Linked DNA regions of Mus musculus: regions 1 and 2 are each linked to region 3. Evidence: chromatin loops called from intact Hi-C (ENCODE). Cell type or tissue: left cerebral cortex. All regions are shown on one strand. Region 1 overlaps Ptgfrn (prostaglandin F2 receptor negative regulator). Region 2 overlaps Cd2 (CD2 antigen). Region 3 overlaps Ptgfrn (prostaglandin F2 receptor negative regulator).

What was found. Hi-C counts contacts between places; a loop is a spot of excess contacts. Peaks named below come from ENCODE experiments on the same cell type or tissue, not always from the same donor. Only the 100,000 strongest peaks of a DNase experiment are listed, where the experiment ranks them.
Region 1: a loop joins it to region 3, with 4 times the contacts of the local background. A loop is called at or near these places in 3 of 42 quality-filtered maps.
Region 2: it touches region 3 in a loop (2.3-fold over the local background); 5 of 42 quality-filtered maps call a loop at or near these places.

Annotation. Positions count from the first base shown.
Region 1 is chr3:101,043,778-101,051,777 of GRCm38, reverse strand. Ptgfrn (prostaglandin F2 receptor negative regulator) reads left to right here. Exons shown (of 9, transcript NM_011197.3): 7 at 1,581-1,688; 8 at 6,029-6,334. Among named protein-coding and RNA genes, the nearest start is that of Cd101, 18 kb to the right of the region's middle. In left cerebral cortex, no CTCF peak of the experiment used is centred here; DNase peaks (open chromatin) are centred at 3,160, 3,638, 3,960, 4,374 and 1 more place; H3K27ac peaks cover 922 bases.
Region 2 is chr3:101,273,398-101,281,397 of GRCm38, reverse strand. It overlaps Cd2 (CD2 antigen), which reads left to right. Exons shown (of 5, transcript NM_013486.2): 4 at 1,488-1,610; 5 at 5,125-5,490. The coding sequence ends at 5,441. Among named protein-coding and RNA genes, the nearest start is that of Cd2, 11 kb to the left of the region's middle. In left cerebral cortex, a CTCF peak has its summit at 4,247; DNase peaks (open chromatin) are centred at 4,229 and 7,169.
Region 3 is chr3:101,097,479-101,105,478 of GRCm38, reverse strand. The region is part of intron 1 of Ptgfrn (prostaglandin F2 receptor negative regulator); the gene reads left to right. Among named protein-coding and RNA genes, the nearest start is that of Gm52612, 7.5 kb to the left of the region's middle. In left cerebral cortex, a CTCF peak has its summit at 7,208; DNase peaks (open chromatin) are centred at 1,506, 3,183 and 7,255; H3K27ac peaks cover 2,545 bases.

The sequences.
Region 1 (8,000 bases), 54 kb after region 3:
CACACAGTTTTGGGCAGAGCAGGTCCAGAGTATGAGATACTAAGGGAGCTAGGGCCAGAGCTGAGGCATCTGAAGGAAATGATGTGTTTGTCTTCTGCCTCGTTCATCCCCTGTTCCTGGGACTGCCATCCTGTCGTGTTCTCAGCCCCTGGAGTTAAGTCCCCAGATTTTGTAACGCCCCTACCTCCATAACCAGCCTTTCTTCACCGCTCAAGTTATTCATATCCTTAGTGCTAGGAAAGCCATTTAATGACTTATTATTAGTCATCAGATTGAAGTGAGAACAGAGACAAAGTCACTTCAGCCCATTGCCTTATGACAGTGTGACCTTTCACACACACTCCTGATGGAGTGAGTAGCTTTTTATGGATGCTTTTAAACACACTTTGGGGTACTTTCCCTTTCTGGTAATCTGAACAAGAAAGCAGTGATGTCCCTATTCCTCAAGTAAGCTTTCGCTCAGCTTCTATGAGCTAGATTAGTAGCGCTGGCGATGAATCTGGTGGCATTCTCTTTATAGAGCTGGACACCTATCTATGCTTTCCTGAAAATACAAGTAGAATCTCATAGCACTGATGTCCTAGAACTCTCTTTTCCATTTTCCTGTTCTTGGATTTTAGAAGCTGAGATGATAAGGTTAAGCATTGAGCTGTTGGGATCAGTTTGTCTTGAGCTATGAAATGCCCTTTCCTACGAGGCATCAGAGGTGGGTTTAAAGTGATTGTTAAGTCACTGATATTTTCAGGGGGATGCGAGGCAAAGTCTGTCTCAATGGAGGATGTTGTTCTGTTTTGTTTGATGCTAGTTTATACTAGATGTGCACATACATACATACACATACACACACACGCATATACATGTACATGGTGTGTATGATATGTATATGTATATCTGAATATCAAGGCTTTAGTTTCAATTTTAGCAAAATTGACTCAGAAGTATAGAGCACTCCCATGCACACCCTGCCTTCCCCAACCTGGGTGGTCTTTTAAAGGATGCTCCAAGCTGCCTCAGCTTCCCCTGAAATCCTGGCATTTTCTCAGTGCCCCACCATACTTTATCTAAACATGTCCAGTATTGGTGGGTCTTTCTCCTAACTGGGTTTCAGCCCTTTAACACTGGGGTCTCAGGGTTCTGTCCCCATCAGTATTGCAGAACATACAGAGGCCACTCGCCCAACTGTGACCCAAAGCACACGCGGTCAGCTCCTGACCCTCTGATCTCTACACCACCCTGGCTAGTTTGAACTACACTGAATGTGACAGCAGCCCAAGCTTACCAGCTCGGGGGCGGGGGGCGTGAAGCAAGCATATTCTTCAAGCAAAGCTGTGGTTGTCAAGCAGAGAAAGTTCCATTCAGAGTTAGTCAAGAGTGAATTCAGGTAGATGTTCCTGATCCGACTGTCTCTGCATAGAGAAAGGAGATCTTAGAAGGCCTAGTTCATGGTTTTTTGTTTTTTGTTTTTTTGTAGACCGATTCCCAGAAAAGAGAGCCACATTTAGATGCTCTTGGAGCTTTAGGAATGAATTTTGAGCTTGTGTGAAAGAAGATTATGCATCTTACACATTACTGTCTTCCAGGTCCCACATTTAACGCCTCTGTGCATTCAGACACACCATCCGTCACCCGGGGAGATCTCATCAAATTGTTCTGTATCGTCACTGTGGAAGGAGCTGTGCTGGACCCAGGTACCTCCCTCCATCCTTCCTCCTTCCCCACCCCCGTTGCCTTCTGTAAACGTTCCTCCTGTCGTCTGTCACTGCCACTTGGAGTTTGAACTGTCTGTTGATCTTCACTTGTCTTAGTCAAGGTTTCTGTTACTTCAATGGAGTACTGTGACCCAAAAGCAAATTGGCTAGGAAAGGGTTTATTTGGCTTCACATCTACATTGTAGCTCATCATTGAAGGAAGTCAGGACAGGAACTCAAAACAGGGCAGGAACCTGGATGCAGAGCTGAGACAAAGGTCATGGAGTATCCCTGCTTACTGGCTTGTTCCCTATGGCTTGCTCAGCCTGCTTTCTTGTAGAAGCCATCCTGGGTTCTATAAACAGGAATGGCAACAGCCGCAATGGGCTGGGCCCTCTCCCATCAGTCACTAATTTAAGGACATGCCTTACAGCCTGATCTTCTGGAGGCATGTTCTCAACTGAGGTGCCCTCCTTTCAGATAACTGTAGCTTGTGTCCCGCTGACAAAAGACTAGCCAGCCCATCACTTTCCCTGACTCATTGCTGGCTTGGCTCTGTGAGGCTGTGTATCTGCTGGGAGATTTGAAACACTTTTCAGGACGGTCGGTCAGTAGATCTCTTCCTGGCTTGTTGTGGCCTGGTTAGAAACCCACTCACAGATCCCTCTTCCTGCTCCGTGTCATTCATCCCTTCGGTACACAGACAGAGCAGTTAAAGATGTTGGGGATAGAGCTACGGACGTGCTCAAGATCTACCCCCGAGAGCTTGCACCCGAGGCGGAATACAGAAGTGATGTCATTTATAACTTTTAGGATATCTTTGTAAAGCCTTTCCCATTCTACTGAAGAGGGAACCTTGTGCACACCCGGCCTGTCCCAAGCCATGTCCCCAGTTCTGTGAATCTTCTCTTTACCGAAAAGATTAGCCTTGCCAACAGATGCCTCAGAATCCTGGGCCCATCCCTCATGCATTCTCTGCTTGGTGCCTTAAGCAAGATGACATCCCTCTCTTATTGGCTCCTCTGGTCTTAAAGGCCTTAGGGTGTTGTCCCTGTTGCTGAGCAGGACTTTACCCACCTTTGCCTTTCCCCAACGATTCTGTGAAGAGCCTAGCTTGCTGAGGCCTGCCCTTCTCCCTTCCACCACCCACTGTGACCCTGACACTGCCCAACCCCACCCCATTCCTAGCAAAGTCATACACAAAGCTAGCCAAATTCTGTGAGTTCTCATGTGTTTCTGTGTGTAGACCTCTGGAAGCATGGCCCCAGAAGCAGGCAGCAGGTTGTTCTGTATGAAGGGACAGTGCTAATAACCAAAGATGGGGGACCCTGCAGACCTCACCGGCATCTGGGGGTAAACTACGGGGTAGCCATTATGATGGGAGTGGCTCCCTGGTTCCTTTAGGGCTTCTGTACAGCATGTGAGGCATGAGACGTCATGTAAAGTCGGGCTCTGAAGAGAGCAACTGCTGCTGTACCAAAGCTGCGAGGCGCAGAGGCACAAAGGTACCTTTGAACGTAGAAATGAAGGAAAAGGCAGGAAAGACTGCCAGGGAAAGGCAAGCAAAAACTCCTTAAAAGTTTGCATAGTGCAGTGCTGTTTGAAAGCTCATTTGTGATATACAGATATTAAACCCTCCAAATGCTCTTTCTCAGCAAATTAATAGGTCGCCAGTTGTGCCTTTCATGTAAACCTCTTTTCTCTGATGTAATTGCAAAAGCTATAGGTAGCTGGTATCTTGCAAATCACAATTTTCCAGAACTTTGCACTCTTGCTCTGTGTGGGTGGAAGATTCTGAATAATTAAACACAAATCGTAATTTCTTTCTTTTTCTTTTTTCTTTCTTTTTTTTTTTTTCTCTTTTCATTCATCCCATGGCTCTGAGAGGGAATTCTCAGTGGGAAAGTTGCATAAGTGGGCTGAGAGCCAAGGCACTGTTGTGTCACAGCAGGGTGGGAGCGGCCAAGCGTGGGTGGCACCATGGTCTGAAGCAGAGCAGAGGCAGTGTGAGTCATGGGGGGGAGGGGGGTCTCCAGAGTGTGCTGTGGGGGTGCAAGAGAATGGGGCCCAGTCACTATGCTCGGAGTACTTGGTGCCGAGGGCAGCTAAGGAGCTGGACTTTCCTGTCCTTGCTGCTCAGCCATTGCTCAGAGGCGGAGTGGCTGAGCGTTAAGGGTGTTCCGTAGCCTCTGTGAGGCATTTCACCCAGGTGAGGTGACTTCCGTGTTCTGGAAATGGTCCAGTCGGAACACATCAGCGTCTAGTACCTAACCAGGGTATGTGGTGAGATGGGTGACTCAGTACAGCAGATGCCCACAGGAGGGGCCCATATCCTTGACAAGTACCTCCCACACTTCCTTCTAGCGGCATCTACCTGTCAGCCACGTGTGGAGATGGTGGTGTGTAGCTTTATCACTATCGCTTTTATTATCACTAGTTCCCACTGGGTCCTTCTCGGGGAAACATGTCCATGCTGAGCTTGTAGCCACATGAACCTTTGAACAGAAGTCCTAAAGGAGCCAGGCACCCACCCCAATGTAATGGCTACCCAGTACTTTGCACCCAGATGCTGGGGAGGCCTGCAGGGTCTCTGGTTATTAGCACTGCCCCTTCACACAGGACAAAACCTTCCTGCCTGTCCCCCGGGCCGGGCTTCCAGGAGCCACATACAGAAACACGTGGGCTGGGAGTGGTTCTTGGCAGTCAGTGTTCGCCCACGCTGTTAGTTGGATTTTTTTTTTTTAAGTTTTTAAAGTGTATGTGTGTTTGTCTATGTGTGTCTGTACACTGTCTGTCTGTCTGTCTGTCTGTCTGTCTGTCTGTCTGTCTGTCTGACTGTGGAGGCCAGAAGAGGATAAGAGATCCCTTGGAATTGGAGCTATAAGCAGTTGTGAGCTACCTGACATGAGTGCTGAGAACTGAACCCAGGTTCTGTGAAGAGCAGTGAATGCTCTTAACCACTGAGCTATCTCTCCAGAGCCCTGTTAATTTGCATTGTGCAATAAACTAACATGGCTTGTTCAGGTCATGTGGCCAGTAGGTACTGGGATTCTGGCCCAGGCTAGCCACCTTAGCATCCTATGATGCACAAGAGAATGACGTAATGGCAGCACCTCTATGCTTTATCATTGGTAGCCACTCTAGACTCCCTGAGTTTCCCTGGGTAGCAGAGCCCACTCCGCCCTGGCACTGAGGGGGAATAGGCAGTCCACAGCACCTTCTGCATTCCCACCAAGCTGGTCTCAGAGACTTACCTGCTGAGAATTGTTTATGCTGAGGGGCCCCTGGGGCAGGTGGAGGAGAGAGGGGATCTGCTTTAGTAGTGGAGTTATCATTGGGACCTGTTTGGAAATGCCCACTTTGAGTTGAGCTCCCTTCTGTCTTACATGGGTCTGGATGACATCTGTTTGCCTTAGAATGTGTTTTTGAAGTTATTAATGTACTTTGCCTGAATGAATAACTATTGTTTTTTTGTTGTCCAGCAAAAGCTGACATATAAAAGGTCCCGGGCCAGGGTTGTAGCTCCAATAGAACACTTGCCCAGCACGGCACTGGGTTCAGTCCTCGGTGTTTTTTTTGAAAAAGGAATTTTGCCAAGCAGGTTTAAGATGTGACTGTGTTTCTGGTCCACAGTCCCCACATGCCTTCTGGATGAAACCTGAAGCTCAGTAGCTGGCTTGGGTTGGTCCAGTCAGGGTGGGGATGAGGGTCTGGGTTTAGCATGTGGCCTCAGTTTCCACATTGTGTAAATTAATCCTGTACCATCCTCTTTCTCTTCTGCCCGTTGTCGTTTATTTGAGGCTGTTAGAACCTCAGTTTCACAGAGAACTTCATGATCCACTAGCTTTACTCTCTGGGACTATTAACTGTGTTCAGTTTTCTCAGCTTGATTTTCTTTTTTTTTACCCCTCTTATTTTGAACTTAAATACTTCTACAAGGGGGAAGAAAAAAATAAAACAGCACAAACCACAGTGAACAATAAAATCCAAGCTGTCTACAACTTCAAATCTGGTACAATTTATTTTATGTGCGGTCTTTGGTTCTTCTGCGTGAAGTGCTCGGGGACCCTGCACGCCATGCCCAGCCTTCACACACAGGGCTGTCTGTGGCCCCAGATCTTCTTTCTGTGGTTCTTTAGGGTGGGAGTGGTCAGGCTAGACACACTACTATCTGTAGCTGTGTGACCTTGGCACAGGGGAGGCTGTGATATCATCACAGGCTGCTTGGAGGTTCGTACAGAACAGACCTGGCCAGGAGCGTGTAAGGGTTGCACACACAGGAGCGTGTACATCGTTTCTGCTCACACTCTGACCTCAGCATTTGGCTCCGTAATCCACAGATGACATGGCCTTCGATGTATCCTGGTTTGCGGTACACTCTTTTGGCTTGGACAAGGCTCCCGTCCTCCTCTCCTCCTTGGACCGGAAGGGAGTCGTGACGACAGGCCAGAGGGACTGGAAGAGTACTGTCAGCCTGGAGCGAGTGAGCGTGCTGGAATTCTTGCTGCAAGTGCATGGCTCTGAGGACCAGGACTTTGGCAACTACTACTGTTCTGTGACTCCCTGGGTGAGGTCACCGACAGGTTCCTGGCAGAGGGAAGCCGAGATCCACTCCAGGCCCATCTTTATAACTGTGAAGATGGACGGTGAGCTCTCCCGCTCTGGGTATCTAAGTATCTTCCCGAGTTGTACTGCAGCACATACATTCAGGCTTCTAGAGTTTGGTCCACCTTGTGTTTCCTCTAGGGCCTGGCTCAGGCCAAAGCGGTTTTGCAAGTTGCTGCCTTTGCAGTCCTGGCCTGGTAACACCACTGGGGAAGGACTTTTAGGAGCCTTGGCTCCTCTGTGATTCAGTGGAAGCCCACTTCCCCATATCCTAAGGTGGACATGGCTTCTGAGATGTGGGGGCAGAGAGGTCTCCAGGTGAGGCTGTGGATTAAAGACTGACAGTTCTTGCTTACCTGCTGTTTCTGAGATGTGGTCTCATAAGTCCCAGGGTTGCCTCAGATCCACTGTCTAGCCCAAGGCTGACCTTAAACTCCTGATATTCTCACCTCTACCTCCCATCACCTATTGTTTTATTTCTTGGAAAAGGAAGGCTTCCCGTAGCCTCTAGCAGAGTGGAGACCTCTTGGAACCCTACAGTAGTGTAGTAGAGTGTCTCTACTGACACATACCAAACCTGCCCCACCCAGACCAGCCTAACTAGTCAGACCTCTGTCCCCTACCCCCAGCACCACCCCCACGCCTCCCTGAGCTGGTCCCTAAGAAATGAGTCTGCCCCATGAAAGCTTCCGAGTGCTCGGCTGCTCAGAACAACTGTGTGGAGAGAATGAAGTCCACATGCTTAAGGGTGAGAAGCTTTGTCCGAGGGGGTTTCCCTAGCGGCCATGCAGTCTGAGGAGAGGGACCTTTGAACTCCAGCTCCTCCTTGCTTCGTTTTCCTGTCGGGTGACTTTTTCTGAGGCGTCTACTTATAGTTGTCCCAGATGAGGAGGTCTGTGACTGACCAGAAAAACAATTCCACCCAAGTCCAGTTTGGTGAGCCCGTGAGTGTATAGCATGACGGGCGGATGGGTAGAATCCAGGCAGCGAGAAGACTCCCCAGCCCCCACCCCACTCCGCCATACTCACCAGTAATCACTAACCACATATAGATCCCAGTGGAGGGCAGAGGCCCCGTGAGCCACTTCTCTACCCTCCCCAAATGGAAACATTAGTACATCTGCTCTTGAAAAGGGTCTCATGCACGGAAGTACAGCCAGTCTGGCCAGAGATGGTGACAGCCATGCCCTGCTTGGAGGACAGAGCTCCACATACTTTCTGGTCCACCTCCTGAAAAAAAAAAAACAACCGTGACAGTAGTCTCCCATCCTGCTGTTAGGAAACTTAGATCTTTCCAAACATTAAGGACCTGGCAGAGGCAGGCACCTACCCAGAGCACTGGGGGAGGGAAGGTGGCCCTCCTGGGGGTGAGATCTAAAGTTCTGTCATCTCTGCCCCATTTGCATCTTAAACTCTGCTTGAAGTAACTCCATATGAAAACCCAGATTCACCAAACAAGTAGGGGAGTGATTATTCACTTTGCTCGATAATTTACTATAGTGTTTCTTAAAATAGCGCCTTTAGTACACTTCAGTTATTTGATGCATAGAAATTGATTTATTCAGTCTTTTTTTTTTCTAAAGGATGCATCTGCCGTTCAATGTGCGGTGCCCTTATACTGACTTTTAAAAATCAATCTCCTGCCAAAACCCTAAAAAGAAGTTGACATTCAAAGGCATCAAGTAAAATCTCTTTATTGCGTGCCAC
Region 2 (8,000 bases), 180 kb before region 3:
AAAACTCCTCCCATTCTAAGGCCAAGTCAGGCAGGGATAAAGTAAGTGTGAGCTGAAGTCCCACGAGGAGGAAGCAGCTGGCCCTGGAGTAGTGCTCGCTCACATAAACATAGGCACAGTGTCTCCAAGAGGAGTGATGGGAAGAATAGTTGGAATGAGACGCTGCAAGGACCAATGACAGAGCTACAGCTACTGACGTCCCCACCAGGAACACCACCAGGCACCCAGAGTGCTGTCATGGGTTAACCTCAGACCATACTGTGGAAGGCGTGCCTGCTTTCCAACAGTGTCTGGGGAAGGGCTGGAGGTCTGCCCGAGGACCGGTAGGGAGGATCTGTTGGAGTCAGCTTGGACAGGAAGCCTTGTCTGTCCACCCTGCTCACACTTGGGAGCCGACTCTGACATTCCAGGCCCTTGGCAAGTCAACAGGGTCTGAAGGTCCCTGAATTCATCCTTGAAGCAGCTTCAGGGGTTACTGAGGGATGCCCCTACGCAGACAGTGCCCAGAGAGGTTCTCAGCTCACAGGCAAGGACTGTCTGAGGGGAAGACTAGAGGGACAGAAGTAACAACCAACATCAACAGCTTGCTTTGACCCTCTGCCCTGCTTGGTGGACCTCCAGCTTGCCTGGGGCCCATCCCTAGTCACGAGTGTTAACAGTCTTTGGCCTCTGTGAAGCTGGGCTCAGCTCCCGTTTCTTCTCGCCACCGTCCTTTGAGCCCCTGCTCCAGCTGCTCTCTCTAACTGCTATTGATTCACAAAGAACAGATGGTTTAGCCCCCCCCTCCTGGGAAACAGCTACCAGAAAACCCCCAGGGTAGAGAGTATAGCAAGAGCAAGACCTCACCTCTAGGTGTTGTTTTACAGTTTACAAAAGCACTTTTCCATCCATTATCTGATCTGACTTCCGACAGCTACCCTGTGATGTAAGGTGCATTGTTTCCATTTTACAAAGAAGGAAACAGACTCAGAGAGGTGGGGCGTCTTACCAAAGGTCACACAGCTCTTACCTGGAAGAGCTAAACTAAGCCTGTTGCCCTGAGCAACCACGGCACTGTTTTCCTGTTACTCTTCCCTATTCTGGTGGAAGAAGGGATCAGAACTCTTATGCCACTGATAACTGTTGAGTGTCTAGGCGGCTTTCCTGAACCCAGGAGGAGTTTGGGAGGAAGAAGAGCTGAACACCGAGGTTGGGGGATGCTTCACTTGGGGGAAAGGTCCCATGAGACCTCAGGCAACTCATCCTCCCTCTCTAGAACTTGGATGCTCTTTTCCTCAGTGGGGGATGGGGTGAGATGGGCAGGCACTGCTCCTCAGCCCTTGCAGATTTAAGTAGCACTCCAGGCCCCAGAAGCTCAGCCTCAAGGAGGCAGAAAATCCTGTGGAACTCTTTCATTTGTTTGATGTAGGAGGCTGGGGCCTGGGCCATAGAAATGAAGGGACCACTCTGCCCAAGACCTTTCCCTTAGCCATATTTTCTTCTTGCAGAGAAAGGTCTGTCCTTCTATGTCACAGTGGGGGTCGGTGCAGGAGGACTCCTCTTGGTGCTCTTGGTGGCGCTTTTTATTTTCTGTATCTGCAAGAGGAGAAAACGGAACAGGAGGAGAAAAGGTAAGCACACCCACTCCTTTATCGCTGTAGGCTGCAGTGAAATCCCCACGGGACCGTCCCTCCTTGAGTCTGCGAAGAAAGGGATGGGCAGGGTTGGAACCAGAGCTTCTGGGTGGCTCTGTTATGTACTCAGATTGATTTCTGAGGGACAGTTCTCCGGGGTAACATCAAAGGACCCTTGAGAAGCGGCAGCCAGGTTGTATACCTTCCCAGAATCCACCACGTGAGGCTGCTTTGGTGAAAGGCTAGTGTGGAGATCCCTGAATCGTCCACAAACTTTCATAAGGAGAGAGAGATTCCACCCAAATCCCATGTCTGTGTACAAATGTCTTGGCCTTGGATGCCTCAAAGGTGCGTTCAGGGCCAAACTCTTAGGAATATGGATAAAACTATCTCCAGCCAGGAGGCACTGGGAGTGGATCAGTGCAGAGTGCTCAGTGTGTGTAAGGCTGTGAATTTGACTCCCAGAGCTGCAAGAAAATAAAGCCCAAATGAGGGTGATTGGTGGCCCTTTGTTTCCCGGTTAGATGTTTAGGAAGTGAGGTGTTCAGGCTGGGAGTACGGCTACCTTGATGCAGACTTGTCCTGCAGCCTACAAAGCAGAAATTAGTTATGGTGGTCCTAAGCAGGGAGCTGACCACTCAAGGGACAATATGTTAGAGACTATGTTCAGGTGTGTAACTACGGATGCTGGGGTAAGGGCAGTCTTTAGTTGGTTACATGCTAGTGGGTGGGCATGTCCCTGGGGTCTTGAGAAATCTCAGACTCACATAGGGCTGGGTCCCATCCCTGCAGGTCTCCACCTAGAGTAACCCCAGTGATGTTCAAATACTGACTTCCAGCACAGCCCATAGGCAGGGTCTGCCCATACCCCACAATGCTGGCCCCTGACCCAGAGCCCAGTAGGTTTGGCTTCCTTCTTCACAACTCATTTCTCAGTGTTGCCCCCATCCTCCTTCAGGCCAGCATCCTCATCTGTCATCTTACGTACCACTTCCCCCACCTGGGGCCGGGAACATCATTCTCTCTGCACCTTTCATGTCTGGGAAACATCATTCCCAGGTCTCCATCCGGTACAGCTTAGTGGCTTGCAGAGCCCTTGACACTGGCTCCCTTATCTCTGTGCTCTGCTCATACTGTCTCCATCCCTCCTTATAAGGCTCATGATCACTGCCCAGGGGTCAGACACATTCCTCCAAAGTGAACCTCAGGTGTCACCCAACACATGGCAACCTCTGCCACCACCAGACTGGGAAGAGGAAAATGACAGTAACTCACGTGAATAAAGTGGCCTGTTCCAGGGACAAAGTTTAGTTTTTTCGATGTAAGGTAGACATTTGCACAGATAAAGACGCTAGCTACCACCCCAGATCATACAGCACATAGGCCAAAGCATGACTAGGCTGAGGCAAGACCCCTAGCTCTTGAATTTCTAGGCAGTTTTATCTTGTTCTTATATAACTCTTCTTTAAATTGGACATCTATGGGCCTGGATTTCCTCACCTGCATCTATAGCCCAAACTGAGCCATCAAGAGATGGTCTTATAAGAAAGGAAAAGAACTGAAAGGCTCCTGGAATGATGTTTAGGCAGTGGTAGACCTTGCTGGAGAGGTTGTACTGGGACCCTATGGTTCTGCTCGTAAGAGGTGGGTGGCATAGGTCATAGCAAGTATATGGCTTCCCCAGAGCAAGATTGCTGCCCAACTCAGTGTAAGGGCTCAGCATCTGGTCACACCTCTTACCCTCTCACTTCTCACATGGTTCTTTGCACCTTCTGGTGGTCCCCCACCTTGGTGGAGGCTGACACCGTGATGTGCTGTTTGGCTCTTGTCACTCACGGAGGACAGTGTTGCTGCCTGAGTCATTACTGAGGTGTAGCAATGGGCCTAACACATAGAACACGAGAGAAAGCACAGGAGGGGAAAAAAATGCCACAAACAGAAGAGCCAGCAGAGAGTCATGGGAGCGTGCCACTGTGCAAGAAGGACCACCTGCTGGTCTGTGTCTAGGACCCTGGATTAGGGTCAAAGTCTCACCTATACCCCTCCAAACACCTCAGGCACTTCTGGGGCACCGAACATGGCATAAAGGACATGTTCTGTCTTTTGGGTGTCTTTTTATGTATGTGCTTAGAGCACGCAGGTCCCTCAGGTGTCAAAGCCACCTTGTTTGCCTTTGAGGCTTTGTGTTCGTAGTGCATTTACAGTAGTTACAGTAGCCAGTGTATTACCTGGGGTCCATATGTCAGCCCCCTGGTGATGTGGAGACATGCTTTTCAAGACAAATGTTCTAAAAGGGTACAGGCAACCATTCATTTACCCCGCAGAGAAGCTCCCCCTGGCTCCTTGAGGAAGGCTAAGGCACAGGGAGTGGAATACCAAGAATGTGCCCTGAAGGAGCCCAGCAGTGGCTCCAGGCTTCTGCCAGCTGCCTGTTCCCACAGATTTTCTGTGTGGCTTAAAAACAGTGTAAGAAGATCGACACAGTCTCAGGCTTGTCTTCCTGGACAGAAGCCACACAAAGAAGAAAATCCCCAAGCGTGGGGAAAGGAACCATCTTTCCCACTGAAGCCCAAGAGCCGGGTCTTGCTTACGAATTTTGGAAGAGCTAGCCCATTTCTCAGGGCTAGATTGTCCCTTAGAGGGCACTCCAGTTTCCTTTCAGAATGTGGCTTGTGTGACAATCAAATTGAGCAAAAGGCAGACCTACTGTAGAGACTTCACAGAAGATGTATAGTCTCTGATGCCCTTCACGACCACTCAGACCTGGGTTCAGTGGGCTCGGGCCCTGAGGGTTGTTGCTTAGCAACCTTGCTGATTATCTCTAGGCAGCATCCAGCTACAACTCCCAGATGCAATACTCACTCCAACACTCTAGAGCCTTAAGTACAAAGCTCTCCACCCAGGTGTCTTCTTCCCTCATATTTTTGAGTTCTAAAGAGGCCTAGGTCTCAGGGTATCTATGGCCAACGTTTCTCTCTCCCCTGACACACCCAGAACTTGAAGAGGGTGGGAGTAACTTCCCTTTCCTCTTCACATCTCCTGAAGCCGCTGGTTTGATGCCTATCACATGAAGCGTGTTCAGTGGCCGCATCGTGGGGCTGGGGAGGCAGCTCCATTTCTAAAGTGCTTATTTTTCAAGCATGAGGACTGAAGTAGACTCCTCAGAACCCACATAAGACGGGCAAGGTGGTACTTGCAACCCCAGAGCAGTGGCAGGTGAATTCCCTGGGCCTAGCTGGGCTTCTTGATAAGTTGCAGGGCAAACAGAGACAGAGAGACAGTAAGAGAGAGCAAGAGAGAGAGAGAGAGAGAGAGAGAGAGAGAGAGAGAGAGAGAGAATTAATCTCAAAAAGAAGAAAAGGCGACAGTGCCTAAGAAATGGCATCAGAGGTTATCCCTTGGCACACACATACATGCTTATCTACATATGTACTCACACACACATTTGCACACCCGTGTTAAATTGTTCACTATTGTCAGAATGAGTTCTTAAAACGTCTTGCCATTATAGATGAAGAGCTGGAAATAAAAGCTTCCAGAACAAGCACTGTGGAAAGGGGCCCCAAGCCGCACTCAACCCCAGCCGCAGCAGCGCAGAATTCAGTGGCGCTCCAAGCTCCTCCTCCACCTGGCCATCACCTCCAGACACCTGGCCATCGTCCCTTGCCTCCAGGCCACCGTACCCGTGAGCACCAGCAGAAGAAGAGACCTCCTCCATCAGGCACACAGATTCACCAGCAGAAAGGCCCTCCTTTACCCAGACCCCGAGTTCAGCCAAAACCTCCCTGTGGGAGTGGAGATGGTGTTTCACTGCCGCCCCCTAATTAAGAAGGCAGAGTTCGTCATTTCCAATAAAAAGCTGTGTGGATTTATCTTCTTCAGGTGAGCATGCCCACTCTTCCGTCTAGTGTTTAATGGAAGTAGGACCCAAGTGCCTCCCGAGACTTGCAGGACAAAGTGGTGTCTTTTGATTCAGCTACACAGTCACTTGGTCTGGCCTCTGGAATCTGAGGCCTCTTCTTAGATCTGTCGCGGCAGAAACACAGAAACCACAAACATGTGCACATAAGGATGTTGGACAAGCAGCATAAAGGTTTCACCTTCCTCTCAGGTCCTCTACCCATGTGAGCTACCACATGACCGCTGGCTCATGTCCTACAGAGCTACCTGAGCAGAGGTTCGAGTCCCCCAGGTGCCCCAATGGACACTGGCCACTTCCCTTGAGCAGGGGTAAAATAAAAATTTAACCCTGCTTGTTTTAGAAAGGAGACCAGGGTCTGAGATAGGAAGCTGCAAACTGGGAAAGAGGCTGGTTGGGGTGACAATATCAAATCTGGTCCACTCGGGCCACTGGATTGATCTTAGGAGCCATCACCTGAATGACCAGAACCGACACCTGTGTATCAGCTGCAAAGGGGTCCCAGCATCTTGTGTAGACACCTTTGTACACATACTTTAACAACAGGTGCCCCATGGACACTCAGTTTCTTGACCACTCAAATGGGCTCACAATGGTCTGTAGCATTATTAGTGTAAAGAGGGAGCCTCTATAGATACTGGAGATACCAAGAACCCATCAGGTAACATCCAGAGGGCAGGCTAATACGCCTCTGGCTCCATTCCTGAGTTCTGTAGGTGACACTCATGAACAGGGCAGAGCAGTCTCACTAGCAGTATGGCAGACCCACCCTGGAGAGGCTGAGGTTGGGGGAGGTGTTCGGTTAAAATTGGAAACTCATCTACCAGAGGCACCTGCTTTACAACACAGGGCACACTTGTGGCCCGCTCTGCCCACTTCTTGTCTTCTTAGGCTGGTAAGCCTGGGTAAGAGCTGGCAGGAAGCTCTGAGGGTAAACCACAAAGACTGAATATACTAAGGACTTCCTGTGAGGGCTCAGCTATGCTTTACTTTCAATCTGGTACCTTTTGTTTAGACCCCAGTAAATGACTAGGTCAAAGACAAACTAAGTCCTATGCCCCATTCCCTTTTATTTTCAAGACAGGGGTTTTTCTGTGTAGCCCTGGCTGTCCTAGAACTAGCTCTGTAGACCAGGCTGGCCTAGAAGTCACAGAGATCCACCTGACTCTGCCTGTCGAGTGCTGGGATGAAAGGTGATCACCACCACCGCCTAGCCATGTCCCACACCTTTCGAAATGTTCAAACATTAGTTCCAGTTACACAGGATCTACCCGGGCAGGAGAAGAGTAGACGGTCTCTGACTTGAGGATTTCATCTCCATCTCAGTCCCAAGCGATGGGCTTGGAGTCCACTGGCCTTCCTGATGCAATAGCTTCTCTGCCTCCAACCCTTCAGAAAGCCTTCTTTCTTTTCCATCCTCTCGCCCTGCCTTTCTTCTACTGTTCTGTAACATTTTGTATGGCACAGGACACATCTAGCATGCGATGTTTGGTCCTTTATGACAGTCCCTTTATTCATTTGATAGTCATTGAACTCTGCTGTGAATCTGTGTTAGAATCTAGAAGGAGACACTAAAAGCAAGAGGAACAATGACATCTGTGTATCTAGGCAGCTCAAGAGGCAAGGCAGGCAGTGGGCCAACGACAACACAAATGGAGCCTGTATTGGCAAACACAGATCAGAGGCAAGCCAGGGAGCTCAAGAAAAGGCAGGCCGAGGACTGGGTCACTAAACTGGGGTGGCATGGGAGCTTCCGGGAGGGGTGACGTCTGAGTTGAGCTGTAACAGGCTAGAACAGCTAAAGGTAAGAGATGCTAATAGACTGGAAGCAAGGATGCAGTTACCCATGGCGAGGAAAGGGCAGCTGCTGTAGTCCTTTCCAACTGTCTTGTTTCGCCAAACTGTCTTGTTTTGCAAGGTCGCATGAACTTTTCCTGGGAGATGTAAACATCTGCTTATTCCAGACAGGTCAACAGCAACAGACAACAGCACAGCTCCATGGAAGTCTAACTTAGTAAACTAGTGAGTTTGTCGGGTATACTTACAGAGCATGAGTGAGGGGTTACTCACAGGAGGAGCATGAGTAACTCCAAAGAGGCCACATTACTGAAAATCTCACTGTACCATAGAAGACGATTTCTCCATAGCTGCATAGATAAGCCCCCTTCAACCAATCTTCTTTTCTGGAGACTTGTAGCTTAGCAGAACTATACACAGATGGGAGGGTGGTGCAGAAGGGTGTGGCTGAGATTCCAAGAGAGACCAGATAACTCTGACCACCCTTCCTTCTATAAGAGGAGGTCAGTCAACAGTAGTGGAAATAACCTGTATTGTTTTGGGGTCCTCTCTGACCAACAACTTTAGGGAGGTAGCTCATTCCTGGGCCTGGGCGTTTCCATTAGTAACCTCTGCTCTTTGGAATATCTTTTTTCAACCAAACAGGATTCCTTTTGCTCATTCTTTAACCA
Region 3 (8,000 bases):
GGCTTGTCTGTTGGAGTGTGTCTGTGTCTCACTTTATCAAATGAAGTTGGTAGAAGCTGTCAGGACCAGTTCATAGCTGTTTGCTTTAATTGCATTGGTTTCTTTAAGGCAGGACTGCTGGGCCATTTGACTCTGCTATGGGAAAATCACTCGAACTGGCAAAAAAATTCTAAATAATTTATCTTCTGGAAAAGGCGAAATGCTAGAGTTGGCAGAGTTGGTGGTGGTTACCCCCTTTATCCTCCAACACACACACATACACACACATACACACACACACACACACACACACACACACACACACAAACTGTAGTATTGGGGAAGGAGCAGACTCAGACCCAGTGGCAAATGCATCACATACCAGCAGTGTGATTCCCAGGAGACAAGACAATGGAAATGCGTGTTTATGCTCTTTGAATGTTTATTTCACTCAGTGTTCCCTGAGTGTTTGTGCTGGGTGACGGAGTCGCTACGTGGCATGACTCAAGTTTAAGCATTCCAAGGCTCTACCTGCAGCCTGTTTTACACCTCTGCGAGCAGCTGGAACGTGGAAGCGTTAGCATCACCTGGAATGTTTCAGGGGACCGAGGGACCGCGCTTCGGATGCTGTTCTGTTTTGGGTGAATCTGGCTGAGAACATTAAAGAGCGAAGTCGTGCTCACAGGTTCAAGGTTCATTGCAGAAGGCGTGCTGCCATGGAATCTAAATGACATAGAAGCACTTTGCTGCCGGATAGGTTACTTCTCAGACTCTAAAAGCGATCATGAGCCAAGAAGATGTTGGAAACGGCTCTTCCTTGTTCTTGTTTAAAGCTGGAGTCGGCCAGCACTTTGCAGCCTGTGGGCCAGGGTAAGGAATCCCTGTCGGTTTCATGAGGGTTGCAGATGCATCAGGATTTCTGGTGTGTGGGCCCTGGGAGCTCATGATCAGAGGCCACCTCCAGGCCCTTGAGCCTGCGTGTGCAGTGGTAAAGGCGAGCAGATACCACTTTCACCTAGGGATCCTCAGCACTCCATCCCTTCCTCTGCATGAGCGGTTTGAAGGTGGAAATGGAGTCAGATTTGCTAGTGTCTACTGGTAATCTCAGTTTTGGGAGGCAGAAGCAGGAAGATTGAGAGTTCAAGGCTAGCTTAGGCTGTCTAGCAAGACTTTAGGGGGAAAAAGCAAAGAAAGAAAGAAGGAAGGAAGGAGGAAGGGAAGAAGGCAAGCAGCTAGTGACACATGCATGGTGTGCAGCTCATTTGTGACCCTGAGCCAGTGTCATTTACGTAGACCGGGCATCTTGAGTGCTGAGGCGTCTGAAGTGAGCAGAGCAGGGCAATTCAGCTCTACCCTACATGGCAGCACAAGGTGTATTAGATGTGGGATTAGGACCTTCACAGAAAGTGGGTGAAAGAGTTGGGTTGGCAGCAGGTGAGCAGGGAAAGTTCTAGAAGTCGTCATCAGAGGATTGGGCAAAGAGCCAGCAGAGCATCCTATTGGGAAGGAAGCAGAGCCGAGTGGGAGCTGGCTGGCTGAACAGGGAGTGGAGGCGGAAAGTGCTGCAGCAAACCAGAAGGATGGAGAGAAAAGTGTGGGCCTGGTGTGGAGGTTCGTGGTGAGCGCAGCCCGCACGAGGTTGCCCTTGGGCTCGGGACACTAAAGTTTGACTGTGTAGTAAAGGTGGGGTTGAGAACAAGAGCTCAGGGGTGAGCAGGTAAGGATGTTCGTGACTCAGAGGCTGTCACCGGCCTCTCCAGGGGTGCCAAGTTAGAAGAACACTTCGAGGTGGTACCTGTTCAGTAGGATCCGGGAGACACCAGCATGTGGAAGAGCCGCCTGGGGAACGGGCTGGAGAGGGACTCCACAGCACAGGGACAGTGAGGTTGGAGCTCAGGAAGAGTCCCTGGCTCTGCATGGTCCAGAGATGAGGAGGTGCAGGCAGAGTTTGGGAGGAGTGGTGTAGTGTGGAGCACGGTCCCTGCATCCTCTTAGCTGGTGCCACTCTAGAATGTCACCATTGTTCCCAGACATTGTAGGGAGAAGTTTTCTGTATGTCTCATTTCTTCTTTGCATGTTTAAAGTTTCTGGGTGTTATCTAATGTCTGGATCAGTAGAGTTAACTTACTCCCAGATGGCTATTTTTATGTGTTCTGAGTGTGTATGCATGCATGTGTGTCTATGGTGTGTGCGTGTCTGTGTCTGTGTGTGTGTTTATGTGTGTGTCTGTGACTCGATGGCCTGTAAGCCCCAGGCCATCTATCTTTACCACTCTGGTCCTGGGGTTACAAATGTGCATCATGCCTGGCTTTTTACATGAGCGCTAGGAATCAGACTCAGGTCTTCTTGGTTGCATAGCAAGCACTTCGTTTACTGAGCCAGCTCATTGGCTCCCTTGGGTGACTCTTTGAAAAATTATAAAAAATAAAAAAAAAATTTAAAAAGAAAAAAAAGAAAAGAGTAAAGGAAAGAAAAGTGGTGGTGGACATCCCACCCAAGACTTGGTGCACGCTAGGCAAGTGCTCTACCTCTGAGCACCAGGCTCTGCCCATCTCTTTTCTGTTTATAGTACCTAAGAAGCCTTCAGTGATTTGTTACAGACACCCATTACACGTATGTTTTTAAAACTGTTTCTATACCTAGTACCCTTCCCATCCCACCCCAACTCTGGGTTGAAAATGACCTCCATGGAGAACAAAGACTGGGTTTAGGCTTTGGAACCAACCCTCCTTCGAACTCAGCCTCTTGCACTGTGGACCTTAGACAAGTTTCTCTGCTACTTTGAACCTCACTTTCCATCTCTGGAAAATGGGCAGAATTCCTCTCTTGTAGGATTGTCATCAGTGTAAAAATTATGTTTAAGATGCAGATGTTCCAGTCAGTGCATATACATTTCTAGTGTGGCCTGGGAGCACAGCTGCACCTGGACTCTCCCGATCCAGTTTAGTGTGCTGAGTCTGAATTGTCATTTGAGCAGGATTCCTAGGAGGCCTGGGTGCTCTAATGAGTGGGGTATTCTAGTCTGCAAGGAGGCTTAGCACACAGAATAGACGGCAGCATGGCTTTCCCAGTGAGTGCTGAGGTAAAGGTCATGGTCAGAGGCAGTGAGCACTGTGGGTTAGTGCTAGGCTTGCTGGATGTGGGAGGCATGAGTTAGCACTGAAGGACGGGGTAGTGTGGGCATACGGCGGAAGCTGCCAGCCTGCTTTTGTGTTTAATCCACCAAATTTGGCTCGTAGGAGGAATGACATCATGCCTTTCCATGGAATGAGGTTAGAAGGATGGGGGACCAAGGACTCGGAGCCTCGGAGAACATCACAGGGAAGGGTGGCCAAGGAGGTCAAGTAGGACAGACAGGTGAATGAGACTTCAAGGCTTGATGGCTCTGCAGAAGGCTTTGAGGGTCCACAGTCTAGAATCTCCAACAGAGAATCTGTGGGGTGATAGATGGGACAGCCGCTCATCAAGTAAGCATTTAACCAGAGCCTTTCTGCTGCTTTGGTCAGTTTAGTGCTAATACCAGACTAGGGTTGCCCTCGGATGCTTAGGCAAGAGCCGTGTGACTTCCTAGAAGCCTCCATCCTGGGTATGGAAGGAAATGGTGACAACTGCTGACTGTGATACCCTGGGGGCCAGGGAGTAACCAATGTAAGAGCTCTCTAGGAGCCCCTTGCCACCTTCTCTGTGATGGTTGGCTCCTAGCAGGCATTGCACTTTCCACGTATTGACCTGTTGAGTAGGCTTTGTAACCACACCAGGTTGGTTGTGTTCTTATCCCCACCATTAGATGAAGAGACTGAGGCACCTGTGAGGTAAATTGCTCAGGGTCATATTGTAAGTGACAGAACTGCAGGAACTAAAGCTCACACATCATTCGGATGGATCTCTGCACTTAGGAAGGAGTTGATACAAGCAGCTAACATGCGCTAACAACCCTCTCACTGTCTTTTAAGACCAGAGGCTTGGATTCTGGCCTTGTTCTGTCTCCTCACTTGTTTCTTGACCTTGAACAAATTGCTGAGTAGCTCTTAGCCTCAGTAATAAGGATTAGTTTAGCTGGTTCTGAAAGGCTCCCCTTCTATCTTCAGACTTCTTTGAGCATGCCGACTCCTGCCGCGGGCCATATGGGCCTCTTGGTTGGCCCTGGCTTTGCTGGCCTGTTGCCATCTTCCCCAGCACTGCTCAGGTCTGCAGCCCATGCCTTGGTGGTGTTTCTCACTGGCTTGGGGCTGGCCAATGGTTGGTGCCACCAAGACTGGATATTGTCTGCTCGTCTCGCCACCGTGTATCAGCAACTACTCCTCATCCCAGCCCATTTCCTGTGCTGTGAGATGGTGTCTCTTTCTAGGTTCTCTAGAGTTCTGGGGTAGTTCTCACCAGGACAACTGGGCTTCCAAACTGATTGTTAGGTTTAAAAAAAAAAGGAAAAAATCCTTATAGCACTTTAAAGTGGCCCACGCTTAACTGTATTACTGACTTCTATTTGTAGTTGGTGGAAGTTTACACTGAGGATATATGATGTTAGGAGGTTGGAACTGTGGGACTAAGTCTCAGCCTTCAGAAATGTAACTGGTATTGTTTTCTACCTTTATCCTTCAGGTCTCCTACGGAGCCTGATTGATGGCTCTGCCCTACAGGAGTGTGTTTGCACTTGTACATGTTCCCAGCCGGTGCCCTCTCCCTGTTTATCCCCCCTCTCCCTCTCTCCTTTACTGCTCTCTGCTTCCCTCCCCCTTTCCACCCACACTGACTTCAAATTCATGGTCTTCCTGCTTCAGCCTCCCAGGTTCTAGGATTGCAAGCCTGTATCACTGTGTGCCTAGTGCAGCAGGAAGGGATATGGATATTTAGATGTGTCTAAACATTGACACCCTTCCTAAAGGGGTAGCAGAGTTCCAATTCTGACACACCTTCCTCCCACATGACCTAGTAAGCTAAGTGTTACCTGGTGTTTCCCGGGCACTTTCTTCTCTCTTGGCTGAAATTTGGCATATTGCTGGATACCATCCCACTGAGGGATGCAACCCAGAAAGCTTGTGAGATACTGGTAGGGACCTGTGCTTCTGGACTATGGCTTGAAGGACTGCCTGTGGCCCAGTCCTCCCTGGATGCTTTGAGGTGCAGTTAAGTTCAGCAATGCTATCCTACTTGCCCATATGCTGATATTGACTAGGAGAGACCCTTTTAGGGGTGAATTCTGTTAGCTAAGTAGCTTGCTACTTTGCTCTATTCTAGAGCTGATGGGGTGGGCCATGCTTTCTAAATACACTGTTTCCCTGGCTGACCAGGAACAGCATCAGACTTGGTGTGGATCCAGGGTGTTGCCTCTTAGCTTATATTGCAGTGAAGAATTTCTTTTTTTAAAAAAAAGCACTTGGCACAGCTATTCGTTTTTCCATTTTCTGAAAGCTGGAACATCCAAATGTTTTTTTATTTATTAGGAGACATTACAGTCTGTCATCCTTGATTGAGAAATCCATACAGTAAATCCAAGTTAAGACAACGATGCCTGACCGAGGGCTGGATACATGGCGGGTACTTTGTCATATTAGTCCGTGGGCCCGGCCGTGGCTTTAGAAGGGACAGATGATTTGTGCCTCACTGCTAGTCTCCTTTGCAGTACCAGGGATTCCTGCTTTCCCTCTGCAGCACCGGGGAATGTTTACCATGTTCCCAACACTGTGACACATGACAAAGGAATTAAGAAAGGCAGTCCCAAGAAGAAATGGAGCCAGTTGTAACTGAACAGAGGGGTGGATCCTTCATGCTTTTAAGGATCGGAGTGAATGAGTTATTAGATGGCTGTGCATATGGGGCTGTCAGAATTAAAGGGGTAGATCTTGGACCAGGAGCTGTTATCATGGGAAATGTTCGCAGAGCAGGTGGGCCAGCGAGTGCCAAGGTGTTCAGGTAGGAAAATGACCACGGGAGGAGATGAACATGGCTAGCCCGGCATCCCATTTAGGGATTAGCTGACTTAAGCTAGGAAAGTAAGACTCCTCAGGGGCTGTGGATATTAAATTCTGGGCAGGGAGTGGGTGGAGAGGAAGACTGTTGCAAAGTCACCCTGAAAGGTGTTGGCAGCAGCTTCAGTGCCCACAGAGCAGCCCTAGCCACATGCACACACGGCACATGAAGCCTTCTGGGACTTCCAGGAAGCAAGGCTGTTAAATGAAGGTGATAAGTCAGGCCATACGCCTATTTTTGGTTGTTTCTTACAAGGAAAACAGCTCACCAAACAATTCCTGATGTTCCCCTTAGGTCGTTTAACACAGTGTTTCTTCAAAGGACTGTCACCCGGAGAAGAGGCACAGGTAAGTTTTAGAGGAAGGATGGGATGTTAGCAGGCTTTCTGCGGAAACAAGGTTTACGTAGTCATGTAGCTTATTCATTGGAGTCCCACTTTAATAACCATTTATTCCCACAAACAGGTTTATCTGAAATATCAGTATGAGTCCCAGAAAGTACTTGGTACATCAGTAATGGGGAAGTTCTTCTCTTCAGGCACCCCTGGAGGGTCACAGAGGCAGGGAGGGTTTTTGTTCATCTCAGTGTGCAGCAGCGTGAGTCTTTGTATGGTTGGATTTACGTACATGCTTAGAAAGCATCTGTGGGATATGTGCGTATTATATAGTGTTTATATGGCGATCATACACACATATACAGATGTACATACAATGCATACATGTACATACACCACACATGCACACACCACACATGCATACATACCACACACATGCACACAAACACATACCACACAATGCACACACATATGTTCACACACATGCACACACATCACACAATGCACACACATGCACACACACATGCACACACACCACACATATGCACACACATTCACACACACATGCACACACACCACACATATGCACACACACCACACATATGCACACACATTCACACACACATGCACACACACCACACACATGCACACACATTCATACACACATGCACACACACCACACATATGCACACACATGCATATACACACGGTAAGAAAGTCTCCATCCTTCCTGTGGAATGCCTCTGTTCATCTCTTGGCAGCTTGCATGTAAGACACACCCCTCATAGATTCTCAGTATGTATTGTCCCTTTACTGTCCCCACCCCTTCCTCTCTTTGTGGGGTTGGCATAGCCTCTCCCATCGTACAACAGCATCTGCTACCCCCACTCCACTTCCAAGACTCCTCCTAGTGTTCACAGTGAAGAGAACAGACTTCCTTCACACCAGTGCTTGTTTCCAGCACCTTGTGGCTGGGTTGGTCCCAACCACAGACCGTCTGCTTGTCATCACTGTTGTAGCAGGCAGCCAGCTCTGAGCCACGTCTCAGGGTAGGACAGTGAAGCTGCTGCCTGAAGCCCATGCCACGTCTCACTGTCTGCCTCACTCAAGCCATTATTTATTATCTACCCTGTGCCAGTCATTATTCTAGAACCTGGGGCACATAAGGACATAGACACGGTCCCTTGATTCCATAGCTGACAGGTTTGACATCAGTGGAGAGAGAGTTGGCATCGGAGCCATGCCCAGCGATTGTTAAAGGCTGAAAGTTTAGGAGAGTTCACGGAAGTTGGAGAGCATTCTGCTACTTCAGACAGAGGAGCTTCGGCAGAAAGGCTAAGAAGGCAGGTGTGCTGCTTTGCTCTTTGGTGTCACTGCCAGGGTCACCCCTGGCTCTGTGCATGCCTTTCTAAAGGCTTTAGTGGCATGTCTAAGAGAGAGCCTTTCATTAAGGCGCTGAAGCACTTGGGTACCTGGTTGTTACTACCGCAAAGTGGAGTACTGTGACATCTTGGGAGCTGGGTTGAGAATATGGAGACTGGCCAGGTGTCACTTGCTGTGCTGCTTGCAGCTCATCTCGTTGACTTTGCCAGGTGCCACACTTGCTGCAGACAGGTGCCCTTCACTTTCTGTGAGGAGCTCGGCCAAGAGCTTGGTTGAAAATGTCTCAGTGAGGGACTGTTTCTAAAATTAATGGGATTAAGTACCCGTTAACCCACCA